2 separate regions of the Homo sapiens genome follow, and region 1 is linked to region 2. A link is an interaction called in ENCODE POLR2A ChIA-PET data of the cell type or tissue named here. Cell type or tissue: Panc1. All regions are shown on one strand. Each heading gives the region's core, and the rest is flanking DNA. Links, peaks and the distances in the headings are about the cores only. Region 1 overlaps LOC105374287 (a long non-coding RNA gene). Region 2 has its middle 21 kb from the start of LINC02038.

Region 1 (8,815 bases), core at 2,832-6,831, 110 kb before region 2:
AGCTGTACTCTAGAACGTCTCCCAGGAGGAAAGACTCTCCATGAGTTTCTCTACTGAGCACGCTGTCTGCTTCCCTTCACCTCCCTGCTGCTGTCGGCTAGCTCCACATTCTGACCTACAGGCAGAGGCAAAGTGGATGCACACTTATTCATTCATCCAATCCATTCAGCTATTCATTAGTTAATTCAAAACTGAATTATTAAGTGCCACTTAGGAACCAGGCACTATACCAGAGTTGCTAGGATGCAGTGGTGGACAAAACTCAATCCCTGCCCTCATGGAGTTTACAGTCTAGGGAGCAAGGAGAATGACCAGCCAACCAAGGCACATGGTAAGAAGTGCTACAGGGAGGAATGAGTCACATTAAGAGGTTGGAGAGTGGCTGGAGAGTTACATAGGATGATCAGAAGGGTTTTCTCTGAGGAGGTGACATTTGTGCAGTAGTATGAATGAGAGGCTGAGTCAAAGAAACATTGAGGGGAAGAGCTTTCCCAGCAGAGGGAACAGTAAGTAAAAAAACCCTGAGGCTGGAGTTTTTGGTTGAATCCAATGGCTCCTAAGCACTAACTAGTTGCATTTGACTCACCAAAGAAGCTTAAAAACAAATACTATTCCTGGTATCCACAGTCTCAGAGCCCAATTCAGTAAACTAGAAGTGGGGCCTGAGAACCTAGATTTTTAAAAAGCCTTCCCAGAATATTCTGATGCTTAGCTCAGTTTAGGAAACTCTAATCTAGTCCAACGACCTCATATCACAGAGGAAGAAATTGAGGTCCAGAGAGAGGAGGACGTGATTTAGCTTCTGGTCACAGAGTTACATAATCATAGAGCCAGGCCTAGAAACCATATTCCCACATTCCCAGTCCTCCCTGCTCTCCTATCCCCTCCTCTCCCCTCTTCTCCTCCTGCAACAGAAGAGGCCACTAGAAATGTTTTTCTTCTAATAATATTTGTTGTTGTCATTATTAATATAAATAATAACTACCATTCATTGAAGATTTATCCCAGGCACAGTTCTAAGCACTCTTCGTATATTAACTTATTAAATCCTCACAATAACCTTATAAGAGTGGCATGCTTATGATTCTCACTTTGCAGTTGAGGAAGCTGGTGGAGAGGTTGAGCAACTTGCACCAGTCACACAGCTGGCAAACGATGGAGCCAGGCCACCTTCCTGCAGAGTTTATGAGGCTGGACTCCCCTTTGGGGCTGCCTCGTGCAGACCAGGGCAAGATTATTACTGCTGTTATTGATTCTCATCAACAGGAGCTTCAGTTTCTCATCCTGTGCACATTGACAGGGACACCGGCCATATCATGATGCAGACAGCTGGGAGTGCACCTCAAGGCCATGGTACAAGTTCAGGCAGTGGATTCTGTCCCTTTGGAGAGCAACTGTGGTCTGAACATTACTTATTTATCTTTTAGAAACTTCAGGTGATTGAAGTTTCCTTTTGGTGATTTTTTGAAGTCAGGCTCTGCTGAGAATGCAGAGGGAGAAGCTGGTGTGCTTGCTGCATGTTTATAGCCAAGCTTGGCACATCATCTGAGTCATAGCTGCATCCAAGTAACACATCACTAGTATGTCTTCCCTGTGGCCAGGATGACTATGTCATTGATCTCACTGTGCGAGACCCTGAGAGCAAGGTTGAAAGATAAAACAGGATGATCCCTGTCCTCTAGGAGCTCACGAATAATTATAACTCCTGGCAGAAAGTAGCAGTGTTCCATTAGAGTGCTGGAGGTTAGAGGGCCATGGTGGTGAAGAACAGCTTGTGCCTCCTGAGAACAGGAAGAATTTTGTTGGATCTGGACCTTGATTTGACAGGTAGTGACAAAGGAAGAGATCTGCAGGACGAAGGAACAACCTCAGCAAAACCACAGTCGTGTGACATGGCATGGCAGTTTTGGGGAAGGGAGATTAAAAAAATATAGTTTTTTTTGTTGTTGTTTTGTTTTTTGTTTTTTGAGATGGAGCCTCACTGTGCCACCCAGGCTGGAGTGCATTGGTGCAATCTCGGCTCACTGCAACCTCCGTCTCCTGGGTTCAAGTGATTCTTCCACCTCAGCCTCCCAAGTAGCTGGGATTATAGGCATCTGCCACCATGTCTGGCTAGTTTTTGTATTTTTAGTAGAGACGAGGTTTCACCATGTCAGTCAGGCTGGTCTCCAACTCCTGACCTTAGGTGATCCACCTGCCTTGGCCTCCCAAAGTGCTGGGATTACAGGTGTGAGCCACCACTCCTGGCCATATATAGATGTTATTATGTGTACAGCTAGTATATTTCTATAAGCTAAGGGTTTAAGGTGAGACAGAGTCCATATATAGTTTTACTAGCTTGTCAGTGTGTATTATCCTCCAAATGATCATACCAATAGTATAGAGCATACTCTGTTGGGATCCCTGTCAAATAGAGGGAGAGAGTACATGGTTTACTAATTACTTTATTCTCAAAATACCATGGTGCTATTTTATTTTTATTATTCTTCATAAATTTTTTAATTGTTTTTTAAATTTTTTGTAGAGATAGGGTCTTGCTATGTTGCCCAGGCTTGTCATGAACTCCTGGCCTCAAGCAATCCTCCCACCTCAGCCTCCCAAAGTGCTGGGATTACAGGCATGAGCCACCATGACTGGCCATTTTTAAAAATTATTCTGTATAGGTTAATAACAGATTGTATGATGGGGTTACAGAAGGAGGGCATTTATTAAGGAGGGTGAGAGGCTGAATTAAAGTGACCTCTTCAATCTGTTCCAGCATCATTGATGTGCTATGTGTATACCTATTACTAGCAATAGGTCAGAATTTAAGTATTCATGTGTCTGTGCTACATTGCTAAGTCTTCTGTGATGCTCTGGTATCTAGATGAGGTACTGTTGTGGATCCCTCCTAGGCCTTAATTGTCTATTTCACACCACTGCCTTTAGAAAGGATGAAAGAGGCAAAGAGCCTGAAACTTCAAAATCAGCTGTGAAGACAGGACAGGACACCACTAAGACACAGGGGTGCACTGGAGCTGGTTTACAACCAGCTCAAGAGAGACAATTGTTAAAATTTTAGAAGTTTTGTGGGTCAGTTGTTAAATACAGCCATTATTAAAATTAAATTTTATGGATTTATAATTAAATAAATTATATCCTCAAAAAGGAAACAAAGGCATGCATGTAGTCCCCATTAACTCGGTAGAGGCTGAGGCGGGAGGATCATTTGCACCTAGGAGTTCGGGCAATATAGCAAGACCCCATCTCTCAAAGTAGGTGAGTAAATTAATTAATTAAAAAATGAAAAGGAAACGAATACTCAAAACTCATTGCTTCCAGATTATTTTACTATATTCTACCATTACACATACTCTTGAGGTTATTAGCAGCTATGGTAGCTACATGGCAGACGGAGACACTGCAGAATGGTGTCCATCTCTTCTCAGCTGCATTCAGTGATGTCGTGTTGGTCATGTGACATCAGTTGTGGTGTGAGTATTTACACTACGGAAATGGACAAGTGCTAGAAACCTGAGGGTGATTCATTGTTTTGCTGGTATCTTGACTTAAGAACATGATGGAAAAATATTAATAATGCAGATTAAATTTAACAGTATGTTTTGTCCATGCCATTACATGGTGAATAGCACAAAAAGTTGAGGAAGTATTCTTCTAGTACTCAAAAACTATTACCCAATTCTGCAAAGAAGCTGCATATCATTGATGAAAGAGTAAACTTCCTACATACCTTTATTGTTTCACTTCTGTCTTACGTATTCACTTAAATGAAAATATCAACCAACATTCATGCCAGAGCTCCAGCTGTTTGTCAGCTGCTCACATAGATTGGCTACATATTCAAAGTTTCAGCAGCAATCAATGAAAGCCTTTTGTGAGTCTCACTTGGCTGTATAAAATTTACCGTAAATGGTATTACGATGGGTAATTTTATGTGTCAAAGTGACTGGGTGTAGTGATACCCAGATAGCTGGCAAATCATTTTTTCTGGGTGTGTCTGTGAGGGTGCTTCTGGAAGAGATGAACATGTAAATTCTTAGATGGAGTAAAAACGATTCACTTTCACCAGTGTGGTAGACATCACCCAATCCACTGAGAGCCCTCCTCAAGAAAACAAAAAGAAAGAAGAGGAGCAAATTCTCCTTCTCTTCTTGAGCTGAAACATCACCTTCTCCCGCCCTTAGACATCAGAGCTCCTGGCTTTCAGGACTTCAAATGCCAGGACTTACACTAGCACCCTCGCACCCCCCATTTCTACTCCCTACATCCCAGCCCTGCTCTCAAGACTTGGAGTTACACCCTGATTCTAAGCCCTTCAGACTCAGACTGAACGACGCCACTGGCTTTCTTGGTTCTGCAGCTTGCAGACAGCATATCTTGGGACTTCTCAGCCTCCGTAACTGAGTGTGAGGCAATTCCTACAGTAAATCCCATCTTATATATCAAAATCTCCCTATTGCTTCTCTGGAGAACCCTAATACAAGTATTGTGTGTTATTATTTTTAAATTGTGTTGTACATGTTCTTTATATTAGTAAAGTTTACAATAAACTTATGTCTATCTGTCTATGTACCTATCTGTATTTTTCCCCAGATATCCAATTGTTAAGTCTTTGACACTATACCAGTGCTGAGACATTTCTTCCTTGTAAGTTGACAGGAAGGAAAAATAATTCTCTTGAATAACACAAATCAAACAATCTCTGGAGAGCAGAACTGACTTGGTTTGGGTGCAGAGCGTTTCCTGGGAGCTCATGAAAAGCAGGTCACTAACTACACAGTTGAATGAGTCATAGTTTTCTCCTTTCTAAAACACAATGCGCTTTATTCAAGAAGCTCAAGATTTTAGCAATAGCAGCTCCTCCCAGCAGCCTCTCAGGATGAGAGTATTAGATGCTTCACTCCCACCTCTTCTTAGTGACTAGCTCCGGGAGCCAAAAGTCTGGGGTTACTATCTCCTAAATTCTTCCTCCCTCATTTTAACCAGCCACAGCAGCCCTCTTCCTGTTCTTCAGGCATGCTGGGGATGCTCCTGCCTCTGAGCTTTGCATCTGCTGTCCTCTCTGCCTGGAACAGTCTTCCCCAGATACTAACATGACTCATGCTTTTTATTCAAATGTCACCTTCCTGACCACCTGTATTAGTCAGGGGTCTCTAGAGGGACAGAACTAACAGGACATATATACATAAAGGGGAGTTTATTAGGTATTAAGTTACATGATCACAGGGTCCCACAATAGGCTGTCTGCAAGCTGAGGAGCAAGGAGAGATAGTCCAAGTCCCAAAACTGAAGAACTTGGAGTCCGATGTTCGAAGACAGGAAGCAACCAGCATGGAAGAAAGTAGGCTGGGAGGCCAGGCCCGTCTCTCCTTTTCATGTTTTCCTGCCTGCTTTGTATTTGCTAGAAGCTGATTAGATTTTGCCCACCAGATTAAGGGTAGATCTGCCTTCTCCAGTCCACTGACTCAAAAGTTAATCTCTTTTGGCAACATCCTCACAGACACGCCCAGGAACAATACTTTGTATGCTTCAATCCAATCAAGTTGACACTCAGCATTAACCATCACAAGTCCACCCCTGGTCAACTTGAACTCATACACATCTCATGAGATCACACATAATCTTCAAATAAAGAAAATAATAAGGTCATAATTATACCTAACATAATACGACTATCATTGGTACAATGATAAATGCACCAATCCCCAACCCAAATACTATTACATAAAGTTAACAATACTTAAATGCTGATATGAAGTCAATAAATCTTATGTCACATGATAAAGGAAAAGGAAATAAAATAAAGATATTTTCTTAGTACAAGCATATACCTGGACAAACATATTTTTAGCAAAAGAAGGGAAGAGGAAATACTCATGACAATTACAGTCCCTGTTTCTGCAGCTGGTCACGTGGTCATAGCTGGTATCAATGACCACCTTCTTCTACTACCCATTCTGTATTCCCTTTGCCTTCAGCAAGCACCTCAGCAGGTTGTGGTTTTTTCCCTGGTGGAGCGACCCAAACCTTCATTCCTGAGAGGTCTGGGCCATGTGTAGTCCTGCCTGGATTAGGCTGTTGTAGTTTCCTATTGACCTTAATCACAGAGGATGGTAATATCAAGAGATGCCCTAATGGTTCTCCTGTATTCCATGCATACTCTTCCTTACCTCCGTTATGGAGTAGTAGGCTGATTTCAACTTGATAATCTGGGTCAATCATCTCAGCCAACACTGTAATTCCCTTCTTAGCCTGTTGACCTAAAGGTAGGAGGAGCCCAAAGTGTCCAGGTGGCAATCTTAACTTCCAGTTTAATGAAATCGTTGTTGTATCTCCTGGTGGCAGCTTTCCTCCCTCTGGAACTAGGACCTCTAGGCCAGCAAAATGTAATGTCGTGGGAACAGGAAGCAGAAATTTTGCTAGTGGATCACTAGGGGTGATGGTGAGTGGTGCCACTTCTACTTCTGCACCTTGATTCTTGGACCCATGAATCCTGGCCATGGGAGAAACAGTACCATATATATATAGGACGCTGATTCAGAGCATACAGGGCCTTCTGGAGAACTTTGTCTCAGCCCTGCAAAGTATTGTCATCTAGTTGGCATTGTAATTGAGACTTCAAAAGGCCATTCCACCATTCTATCAATCCAGTTGCTTCAGGATGATGGGGAACATGGTAAGACCAGTGAATTCCATGAGCATGAGCCCACTGCCACACTTCTTTAGCCACAAAGTGAGTGCCTTGGTCAGAGGCAATGTTGTGTGGAATACCATGACAGTGGCTAAGGCATTCTGTGAGCCCACGGATGCTAGTCTTGGCAGAGGCATTGCATGCAGAATAGGCAAACGCATATCCACAGTAAATGTCTATTCCAGTGAGGGCAAACCTCTGCCCTTTCCATGATGGAAGAAGTCCAATATAATCAACCTGCCACCAGGTAGCTGGCTGATCACCCTCAGGAATAGTGTCATATCGAGGGCTCACTGTTGGTCTCTACTGGTGGCCACTCAGCAGTGGCCGTAGCCAGGTCAGCTTTGGTGACTGGAAGTCCATGTTGCTGACCCCATGTGTAACCTCCATCCCTGCCACCATGGCCACTTTGTTCATGGGCCCATTGGGCGATGACGGGGTGGCTGGGGAAAGAGGCTGAGTGGTGTCCACAGAACGGGTCATCCTATCCACTTGATTATTAAAATCCTCCTCTGCTGAGGTCACCCACTGGTGAGCACTCACATGGGATGCAAATATCTTCACGGTTTTGACCACTCAGAAGGTCCATCCACATGTCTTTTCCCCAAATTTCTTCGTCACCAATTTTCCAATCATGCTTCTTCCAAGTCCCTGACCATCCAGTCAAACCATTGGCTACAGCCCATGAATCAGTATATAATCTCACATCTGGCCACTTCTCCTGCCATGCAAAGTGCACAACCAGGTGCACTGCTCGAACTTCTGCCCACTGGGAAGATCTCCCTTCACCTCTATCCTTCAGGGATGTCCTAGAAAGGGGCTGTAGTGCTGCAGCTGTCCACTTTCGGATAGTGCCTGCATATCATGCAGAACCATCTGTGAACCAGGCCCTAGTCTTCTCTTCCTCTGTCAACTGATTACAGGGAACTCCCCATGAGGCCATCAGTGCAGGCTGGGGAAGAGAAAGCAGGGTGGCAGGGGTGGAGACCATGGGCATTTGAGCCACTTCCTCATGTAACTTACTTGTGCCTTCAGGACCTGCTCGAGCCCGATCACATATATACCACTTCCATTGGCTGATGGAATGCTGCTGTGCATGACCCATTTTATGGCTAGATGGGTCAGAAAGCACCCAGTTCATGATGGGCAGTTCAGGTCACATGGTGACTTGATGACCCACAGTCAAACGTTCAGTTTCCACCAAAGCCCAGTAACAGGCCAAGAGCTGTCTCTTGAAAGGGGAGTAGTTTTCTGTAGAGGATGGCCTTGCTCCAAAATCCTAGAGGCCTCCACTGGGATTCACCTATGGGGGCCTGCCAAAGGCTCCAAACAGCATCCCTATCTGCCACTGATGCCTCAAGTACCATTGGACTTGCTGGGTCATATGGCCCAAGTGGCAGAGCATCTTGCAAAGCAGCCTGGACCTGCTGCAGCGCCTTCTACTATTCTGGACCCTACTTAAAACTGGTGGCCTTCGGGTCACTCAATAAATGGGCTGAAGTAACACACCCAAATGAGGAATGTGTTGCCTCCAGAATCCACATGGGCTCAATAGGCATTGTGCCTCTTTCTTGGTTGTAGGAGGGGCCAAATGCAGCAACTTATCCTTTGCCTTAGAAGGAATATCTTGACAGGCTCCACACCACTGGACCCCTAGAAATTTTACTGAGGTTGAAGTTCCCTGAATTTTAGTTGGATTTATTTCCCATCCTCTGGCATGTAAATGTCTCACTAGTAACTCCAGCGTGTTTGCTATTTTTTCTCACTGGATCCAATCAGTATAATGTCATCAGTGAAATGGACCAGTGTGATATCTTGTGAAAGCGAAAAGAAATCAAGGTCTCTCTGAATAAGATTATGACACAAAGCTTGAGAATTGATATACCCCTAAGGTAGGACAGCAAAGGTATATTGCTGGCCTTGCCAGCTGGAGGCAAATTGCTTCTGGTGGGCCTTACGGACAGGAATGGAGAAAAAGGCATTTGCCAAGTCAATGGCTGCATAGCAGGTACAAGGAGATGTGTTAATTTGCTCAAGCAATGAAACCACATCTGGTGCAGCAGCTGCAACTGGAGTCACCACTTGGTTAAGCTTACAATAATCCACTGTCATTCTCCAAGATCC
Region 2 (8,815 bases), core at 2,587-6,586:
GGTATTGCTAATCTTCCTGACAGTTTAGTTTGAAGAGAAAAGGGGCCAGTGGCACTGTAGGCAACATCAGACAAGCCACAGATCTCCTGGGAGATCTAAGCTCTCCAGGAGGCAGATAACAACATTTTGCCTTTCCACGGGGTTGTTAATATACATATGAATCCCAAATACAAGAATGGGCTCTTCAAACTGGTTTATTTAAACACTTTTTCTGAGACACACGTTTCAAGAAGGGGATAAAGAGGGTGTGATGTGGATCCTGTGCTGTCTTCAAAGAAGGGAAGGTGGACTGCTATGTTTCTAGTGTAGAATCTGGCACAGAAACCACCCATAGCAGGTGCGCCACGGACCTGCTTTAGCTGGAAGGATCCTTTCTACATTCCTTCCACCACCTAGTGAGTGGCCACGTTGATGATGAGACCTGGGCCTTTAAAAATCCTCTTTCAGGTCTCCAGCCAACCCTCTCCATTCAACTCAGTTTCACAAACCTTTTCTTAGCAGCCACCCATTCCCAAGGACTGTAGTGGGTGCCGCAGGGGAGACAGAGGTGAAGGAGACACAGTCCTTTCTGCTGATTCTGCGGCTGAGTCAGCTGATAGCCTACGTCTATTTGCCAAGAATATGATCAACTGAGTGAAAACAACAAAATAAAAAACGCTGAGTTGGGGAGATGACTCGACTCGGGAGGATAATGAGAATGTCCAAGCTGTGAGTCCCCTGGAGGCCAAGGCAAGTTTGCAGCTGGCATGGTAACAGCAGGGTGGTTGCTGAGGGAAACTGAAACCATGTCACATGGAAAAGATTTGTAGGAGTGGAGGGCCTTTGGCCTGGAGAAGAAAAGCCTTGGAGAACAGAAAGGCTGGTTTCACATACCTGAGAGACTGCCATGGGGAAGACCCATACTTTGTTCTCTGGGGCCCCAGAGGGGGCCCACCATAGAACAGGACTATGGTGGGGATACGTAGGGGGACCGATTGCAGCTCGAAATTGCGAAGTCCTGTCCTTGTCAGAGCTGTCCCAGGTGGAGTGGGATGTACCAGGAGGTGGTGAGTTCCTGTCATTGCAGGGATTTCAGTCGGGGTGGAGAGCCCACTAAACAAAGACGCTGTGGAGAAGAACCAAGCATGGAGGAGGGTGGAGGGCCTGATCTTCTAAGCTTCACTCTCTGCCTGGGAGTCTTCGATTCCTCCCTCCTCTTACTATAACTTAATGAGCTGCTAACGCCAACACCTGGCTTCTTATTCAAACATGCTTAAATGTGAACGGGGAAGACTGGCATCAGAGGTGGGCAGATTAACAACAAACTCCCTCAGGGGTCTCCAAAATGAGAGAGAAGGGACAAAGGCAGAATCGTTCTGCGTGCCTGCAAGTTGGATTTGGAGTCTCCACACTGTGCCTCTGGCCGTTGAACAGAAGAGGGGTCTCTTTGCTGTGTCTTTAGCAAGGTGACAAGCAAGAGAGCTGGGTAGCACAGCCTGGGGCTCACAGGCAGCAGATCACCTTCAGCTCCCCAGGCCCCTCTGTCATGGACTCAGGCCACTGCTGGGACTCAGTCACCAGGACAGGGAGAGCCCAGAGGGCACTGCTCCACAGGGTGGGCACAGCAAACAGCCCTTCCCCACACTCCCACTCTTCCCGGCAGAGAGGGTGCCTGCGGTGTGACTCGAGGGAACTCGGCCTATTCATCTCACCCGCTTCTGCCTATCTCTCCACACACACTTTTGTCATTGTTAAAACCATGAGCAGCTTTTTCCTGATATCACAGTCTAGGAAATCGATGCCTCGTTCAGTGAGCCAGCACTTGCTGTGCTCTTGCCACAGGTTGGGACTGTGTGGATGGATGCCCCATTGCTTAGGGAGCACAGAGGAGGGACCTAGCTCGGGCTGGGGCTTTACAGAAGGCTTCCGAGAAGGGATGTCATTGGCCTGACTCTTAAGAGGAAGGAAAAGAAGAGCACCAAGTACAAATGATTAGCACTACTCATCAGCAAATCAGGAGACTGGGCGTGTAGGGAGATGAGGCTGAGGAAGTCACTCTGAACACACACGAGGGGCCTGATTGTCACCTGAAATGCCTGATGTTTTCCTGTTGGTTATGGGAAACAGAGGGATGACATAGATTGATTTATAGAGATTTTTCTGCCTGCATCAAAGGCATCATAAACAAGAGGGTAGGACTAGTGGCAAAGAAACGAGTCAGAATTGTTTAGTCGAGACATGAGAAGACCCTGAGCTAGCTCAGTGGTAGCAGGGTGGAAAGGAAGGGACCAAAAGGAGAAATATTTTGGATTTAAAAATTAACAAGACTGTCCAACAAATAGAAGATACAGAGACAAATGATTCAATAAGGCAAGGGTCAAAAGACTTGAACAGGCACTTCACAAAAGAAGATAATGCCCAATTAAGCACATGAAAGAGTGTTCAACATTAAATATCAGGGAAATGCGAGTTAAAACTACAGTAAGACAGCAGTTCATACCCCTTAGAATGGCTAAAATCAAAACAAATGATCATACCAAGTGCTGGTGGGAATGTGAGGAACCTGGAACTCTCATGCACTGCTGGTGGGAGAGGCCAATGGCAGAAACTCTTTGAAGGACTCTGAGAGTGTCTTATAAGTGTACATCTACCCTATAAGCAAGCAATTCCACTGCTAGGTATTTGCCCAAGAAAACTATGTTTATACAGACTTGTATAAGAAAAATATGTTCCCAATAAAATTGTAAAGAATGTTTATGGCAGTCTTATTCAAATATTGAAGAACTGGCAGCAACCCAGATGTCCACCAGGAAGTACATGGATAAACAACCTATGGTATGTCCATATAATGGAATATCACTAAGCAATAGAAAGGAACAAACTATTTATATATTCAGTGTAACATGGATGACTGGCAAAACCATTATGGGAAGTGAAGGAAACCAGACCCAGAATAGTACACACTGTATGATTCCATTTACATGAAATCCAAATGTAGACAAACGAATATATAATGTTAGACACCAGTTTGTGGGTTTATGTAAGTGTTTTGGGGTGTTAGGTGGGGGGTTGTTGACCAGTTAGAGGCATGAGGGAACTTCCTCAAAGAATAGAAATGTCTTATATTTTATTTTGAGGATTATGACATGAATGTGTATGATTGTCAAAATTAATCATACTAAACATTAAAACCTGAGCATTTTTTTCTATGTAAACTTTATTTTAAAACAAAAATAAAATAAAAACCAGGTCTGGGTCTGGCATGGTGGCTCACACCTGTAATCCCAGCACTTTGGGAAGCGGAGGTGGGCAGATCACAAAGTCAGGAGTTTGAGACCAGCCTGGCCAACATGGTGAAAACCCGCCTCTACTGAAAATACAGAAATTAGCTGGACACGGTGGCAGTGCATGCCTGTAATCCCAGCTACTCAGGATACTGAGGCACGAGAATCGCTTGAACCTAGGAGGCGGAGGTTGCAGTGAGCCGAGATCGCGCCACTGCACTCCAGCCTGGCGACAGAGTGAGACTCCGTCTCAAAAAAAACAAAACAAAACAAAACCCAGGTCTGGTGATTGATATATATTTGACCCTCACATTTCTAGCTTGAATGTTTGTGTGGATGGTGGTGACACTAAGACAGATGAAGGATGTGAGAGGAAGAGAAGGTAAAGGAGGAGAAAGATGAGTCAAATGTTGTATCAATGGAGTATGTGGTGTCCATTATCACAGGCACCAGCTAATGATATCCTGAAGGAAAAAAAAAAAAAACACTAACAAAAACAAAACCACCTGAATCAATGAGTCTGAAGCTCAGAGAAGAGGTCAGGATAGGAACATACCCCTGACAGTCACTTGATCATTGTGAAAAGCAGGAGTATGAGTGAAATGATGCAGAGAGGAGCTCTGGCATTAGAAAGCAGTGGCCAAAGGCTGGATCCTGAGAGGCAACACTCATTACCGGGTTAGCAGAAGAGAGCGTTCCATGAAAGAGACTGCAACTCATCCCGGAGGCATGAGGAGAACCAGGAAAGGGCAGAACCACAGTCATTCAAAGCCAAGAGTTTTGTGGGGGTTTTTTTTTTTAATTCATTTGTTTTAGTAGGTGTTTCATGTATTAAAAGACTTTTCTAAACCAATTTACTGTGGCATAAATTACATGCCATAAAATTCATTCATTTGAAGCATATGGGTCACTGAGTTTTAGTGAATTTATACAGTCCTGTAACCACTACCACACTCAAGTTTTAAAACATTTTCATTGCCACAAAAATTTCCCTCACACCACTTTGCCGTTGATCCCTGATCCCAAGACCAGCCCCAGACAACCACAGATATGCTTTTATCATTAGAGTTTTGCCATTTTTAGAAATTTCATACAAATGGAATCATGTAGTCCTTTGTGTCTGCCTTCTTTCTTTTAACCTGTTTTTGAGATTTCTTCATGTTGTTGCCTGAATTTGTAACATATTTCTTTCTTCTGGAGCATAGTTTTTCACTGTATGAATAGACCACATTTTGTTTAACCATTCATCAACTGACAGACATTGCCATTGCTTCCATTTAGTGTTATGATGAATAATCCTGCAACGGATATTGACTTACAACTCTTTGGTAGGACACAGATTTTCATTTCTCTTGGGTGAATACCTAGGGGCAGAATTGCTGGGTTGCATGGCAAGCACGTGTTTACTTTTAAAGGAAAATGCCAAACTTTTGCAAAAAGGCTCTACCATTTTACCTTTCCACTAGCAACTTACAAGGATCCCAGTTTCTCTATGCCTTTATCAACACTCCATATTGTTTTGTTTTGTTTTTTAATTTTCCTAGCAGGCATATAATTAGATCTTATTGTGGTTTTAATTTTAATTTGTATTGCCCTAATACCAGTGGTGTTGAACATTTTTTATGTGCTTTTGGACTATTCATATATCTTCTTTGGTGAAACATTTGTTCATATCTTTTGCCAATCTTTTAATTGGGTAGTTTCTCTTGCTATTAAGTTATAAGGGTTCTTTATATATTCTTAATTCAAATCAGATAGTTTGCAAATATTTTCTCCCAATCCGTGACCTTTCATTTCCTGTCACTGAACAAATTTTTAAATTTCGATGAAGCCTAATGACTAAGTTTTTTTCTTTTATAATTTGTATTTTCTGCTTCCTAAGGAATCTGCTTAACCCAAAATTATTAAAAAAAAATTTCTTCACTTTCTCCTAGAAGTTTTATAGTTTTAGTCCTGTAATCCATTTTGAATTAATTTTTGTATATGGTATAAGGAAAGGGTCAAGAGTAATATCTTTTATAACTATTCAGTGATTTCAAGATCACTTATAAAAATAGACTATGTTTTTCCCTATTGAATTACCCTGGTATCTTTATCAAAATTATTTGACCATATAAAAGTAAGGATCTATTTCTAGACTCTCAATTCCACTCTATTGATTCATTGTTATCTAATACCACACTGTTAATTACTGAGTTTTATAGTAAGTCTTATAATCAGGTAGCATAAATTGTTAACTTGATTATTTAAAAAAATTGTTTTGTGTCACAGGACAAATAGATGTTTTTCCAAAGAAGATATACAAATGTCCAATAAGCACATTAAAGATGCTCAAATGTAACTAACCAGTAAAGAAATGCAAATCAGAACCTCACTGAGCTACCACCTCACACCCATTAGGATGGCTACTATCAAAAATAATCATAATAACATGTCAGTGAGGATATAGAGAAACTAGATCCCTTGTATACTGTTGGTGGAAAATTAAATGATGCAGCTACTTTGAAAAATAGTATGGTGTTTCCTCACGTATTAGAAATAGAATTACCATATGACTCAGCAATTCTACTTCTGCATATATACCCAAAAGAATCAAAGGGGCTGGAAGAGATATTTGTATACCCATGTACATAGCAGCATTATTCACAATAGCCAAAGGGTGGAGGCAACTCAAGTGTCCATCTACAAATGAAAAAACAAAATGTGGTATGTATACACATACATACATACATACATACACATACATACATACATACATACATACACACACAGTGGACTATAAAAAGAAGGAAATTTTGACACATACTACAATGTGGTTAAATATCGAGGTCATGTGAAATGAAGTAAGTCCATCACAAAAAGACAAATGTATAATTCCACTTATGTGAGGTAACTAGAGTTGTCATTTCCTTAGAGACAGAAATTAGAATGATGGTTGCCAGGAGTTGAGAGTCGAGGGGAATGGGAAGTTAAAGGATGTTGAATTTAGGCTGGGTGTGGTGGCTTACACCTATAATCCCAGTGCTTTGGGAGGCTGAGGTGGGTAGATCTCTGCAGATCTCTTGAGCCCAGGAGGCAGGCGGATTCCTTGAGCCCAGGAGACCAGCCTGGGCAACATGGCAAAACCCCGTCTCTACAAAAAAGTACAAAAATTAGCTGGGCATGATGGTGCATGCCTGTAGTCCCAGCTACTCAGGAGGCTGAGGTGGGAGGATTGCTTGAGCCCGGGAAGTGAATGTTGCAGTGAGCTGAGATCATGCCACTGCACTCCAGCCTGGGCAATAGAGTAAGACTCTGTCTCAAAAAATAAAATAAAATGAAGTTTATTAAACATAGTTTGGGAAGATGAGAAGTTCTGGAGATTCGCTGCAGGCCAATGATAATATACTTAACATTGCTAAACTGTAAGCTTAAAAATTATTAAGTTGGTAAATTTCGTGTGTATTTTACCACAATTAAAAAAAATTTTTTTAATTGTTCTGTTTAATCTAGGTTATTTGTCTTTTCAAATGAATTTTAGGATCAGCTTGTCAATTCCTACAAAAATGTCTACTGGGATTTTTATTGTGATTTCATTAAATATATAGATTAATTTAAAAATAATTACCATCTTTAATTAAAAACATTGAGACCTCCAAGCAATAACATGGCATATCTCTCTGTTTATTCAGGTATTCTTTAATTTCTCTCAGCAATATGTTGTAGTTTTCAGTGTATAAGTCTAAAATATCTTTTATTAAATTTATTCCTAAATATTTTTATGCTACTGTCAATGGAATTTCTGAAGTTTTATTTTTTGGGTTGTTCTTTGCCGGCATATAGGAATACAATTGATTTCTACATATTAACCTTATATTCTGAGACACTGTCGAATTCATTTATCAGTTCTAGTAGCTTTTTGAAAATTCCTTAGGATTTTCTACATATATGATCACATTGTTCACAAAAAAATGGTTTTATTTCTTCTGTTCCAAGGTGTATGCCTTGTTTTTTGCATGACTTATTAAACCGGCTAGGACCCCCATACCATGTTGAATAGAAGTGGCGAGACAGAATTTTTAAATGAGGTTATTTTACTCTGTGAGGATCCCAGGTGGTCTCTGACAGAGCAGTTCCAATAGAACTGCAGGGCAGAACCAGGCTGCTGCAGATGAATATGCGAGTGGGAACTGAGAGAATTACAGCTGCTGGGTGTTACCACTCATGAAGCTTGACTGAAGAAGGCAGGCAAATGGGTAAAGCACATTCCCTGTTCTCAAGAGGCCCGAGTATAAACAGGGAAGTTCTAGACATGCATTTCTTCAGCTCTGCTGCTGCCTTCCTCAGTCCAGCCACCTTCTCCCACCTGGAACTTCAACAGCCACTTACCTCCCCTTCCGGTTTCTATTCCCCCGTCCCATTTTCCAGTCCATTCTAACGAAAGTCAGAGAATACCTCTTAAAGTAAAAATCAGATTATATTACTCCTGCACTCAAAACTCGGCAACCATGGCCATCCAGGCACTGCGCGGCATGGCCCACCAGTCCCCCGTTCCTCGCTATGCCCCTGGCACACCATCTCGCCTCCTCTTCCTAGCAATTCTTTAGCCAGCTCAGGCTTTTTACAAAGCCTGGCTTCAGGGATTTAGGACAAAAATGTACCTGAGCAGAGATGCAGGTGCAGAGATGTGAATGCAGGTGCAGCCTGTCAACAGATGGGCTCATTTGAAAGAGAAGCCGAGTGAGGCTGGTCCAGGCTCCCCACGGGGATGAGGCTGCAGTACTTACCTGCCCATAGGGCTGTTTAGAGTGTAGATGCATTGCTTGAATGGCTATTTGGTCTCTAGTCTTCAGGTTAATGTGGTTTGTCTCACAGGCTCTCTACAACCTTGCACCTCGACGTGTGGTCTGTGGACCAGGAACATTGTCATCACCTGGAAGCTTCTTGGAAACGTAAAATCCTAGGCCACCTCCCAGACCGATGGAAGCCACATCGGCATTTTAACCAGACACCCTGGTGATTCCATGGTGCATTCTTATCCACATTAAATTTTGACACCCCATAAAAACTCACTCTTCTGAAGCAGAATTCACCTCTCTCTAGTAAAGAACTTTAATTTTTATAATGTGTCAATGAATGAAAATGTAAAACCTAGTAAGAGAAAATGGAAGGACTTGTTCATACAACTGGTAATTAAACAAATGGGAATGAAACTTGGCTAAGGAGAGGGGATGAAGAGGATTAAACTCATAAAAGCAAGTTGGGGGTTCAAATGAGATTTCCGGGAAGGCATCAGTTGAACTCTGCAGTGAATGGCCGACCTGTTTTCATTTGTTTAATAGCTGTTCTCATGGTTACTTCCGTCTCATAGATGCCCCATCCCTACAGTCATGCACATATTCGGTCAGTATGCTCAGCAAAAAACACCCCAGGACCAAAAAGCTTTATGGACATCAGGTTACAAGCTGTATTCTGCCCCTCCCTGCCCCCGAGCCTCTCACCATCTTAGAAAGGCAGGACCTGTGCCATCACTGAAAGCAATGGCATGTTGATATTTCCGTTTTGTTTTTTTT

What was found. ChIA-PET counts read pairs that join two places held together with the same protein. Peaks named below come from ENCODE experiments on the same cell type or tissue, not always from the same donor. Only the 100,000 strongest peaks of a DNase experiment are listed, where the experiment ranks them.
Region 1: POLR2A ChIA-PET joins it to region 2 with 5 read pairs; 4 of 35 experiments call an interaction of 5 or more read pairs at or near these places.

Annotation. Positions count from the first base shown.
Region 1 is chr3:193,925,104-193,933,918 of GRCh38, reverse strand. LOC105374287 (a long non-coding RNA gene) reads left to right here. Exons shown (of 2, transcript XR_007096293.1): 2 at 1-4,566. Among named protein-coding and RNA genes, the nearest start is that of LINC02026, 74 kb to the left of the region's middle. In Panc1, for the core only: no CTCF peak of the experiment used is centred there; a DNase peak (open chromatin) is centred at 4,835; H3K27ac peaks cover 296 bases.
Region 2 is chr3:193,818,473-193,827,287 of GRCh38, reverse strand. No RefSeq gene overlaps it. Among named protein-coding and RNA genes, the nearest start is that of LINC02038, 21 kb to the left of the region's middle. RefSeq lists enhancers at 7,229-7,856, 7,857-8,485. In Panc1, for the core only: no CTCF peak of the experiment used is centred there; no DNase peak of the experiment used is centred there.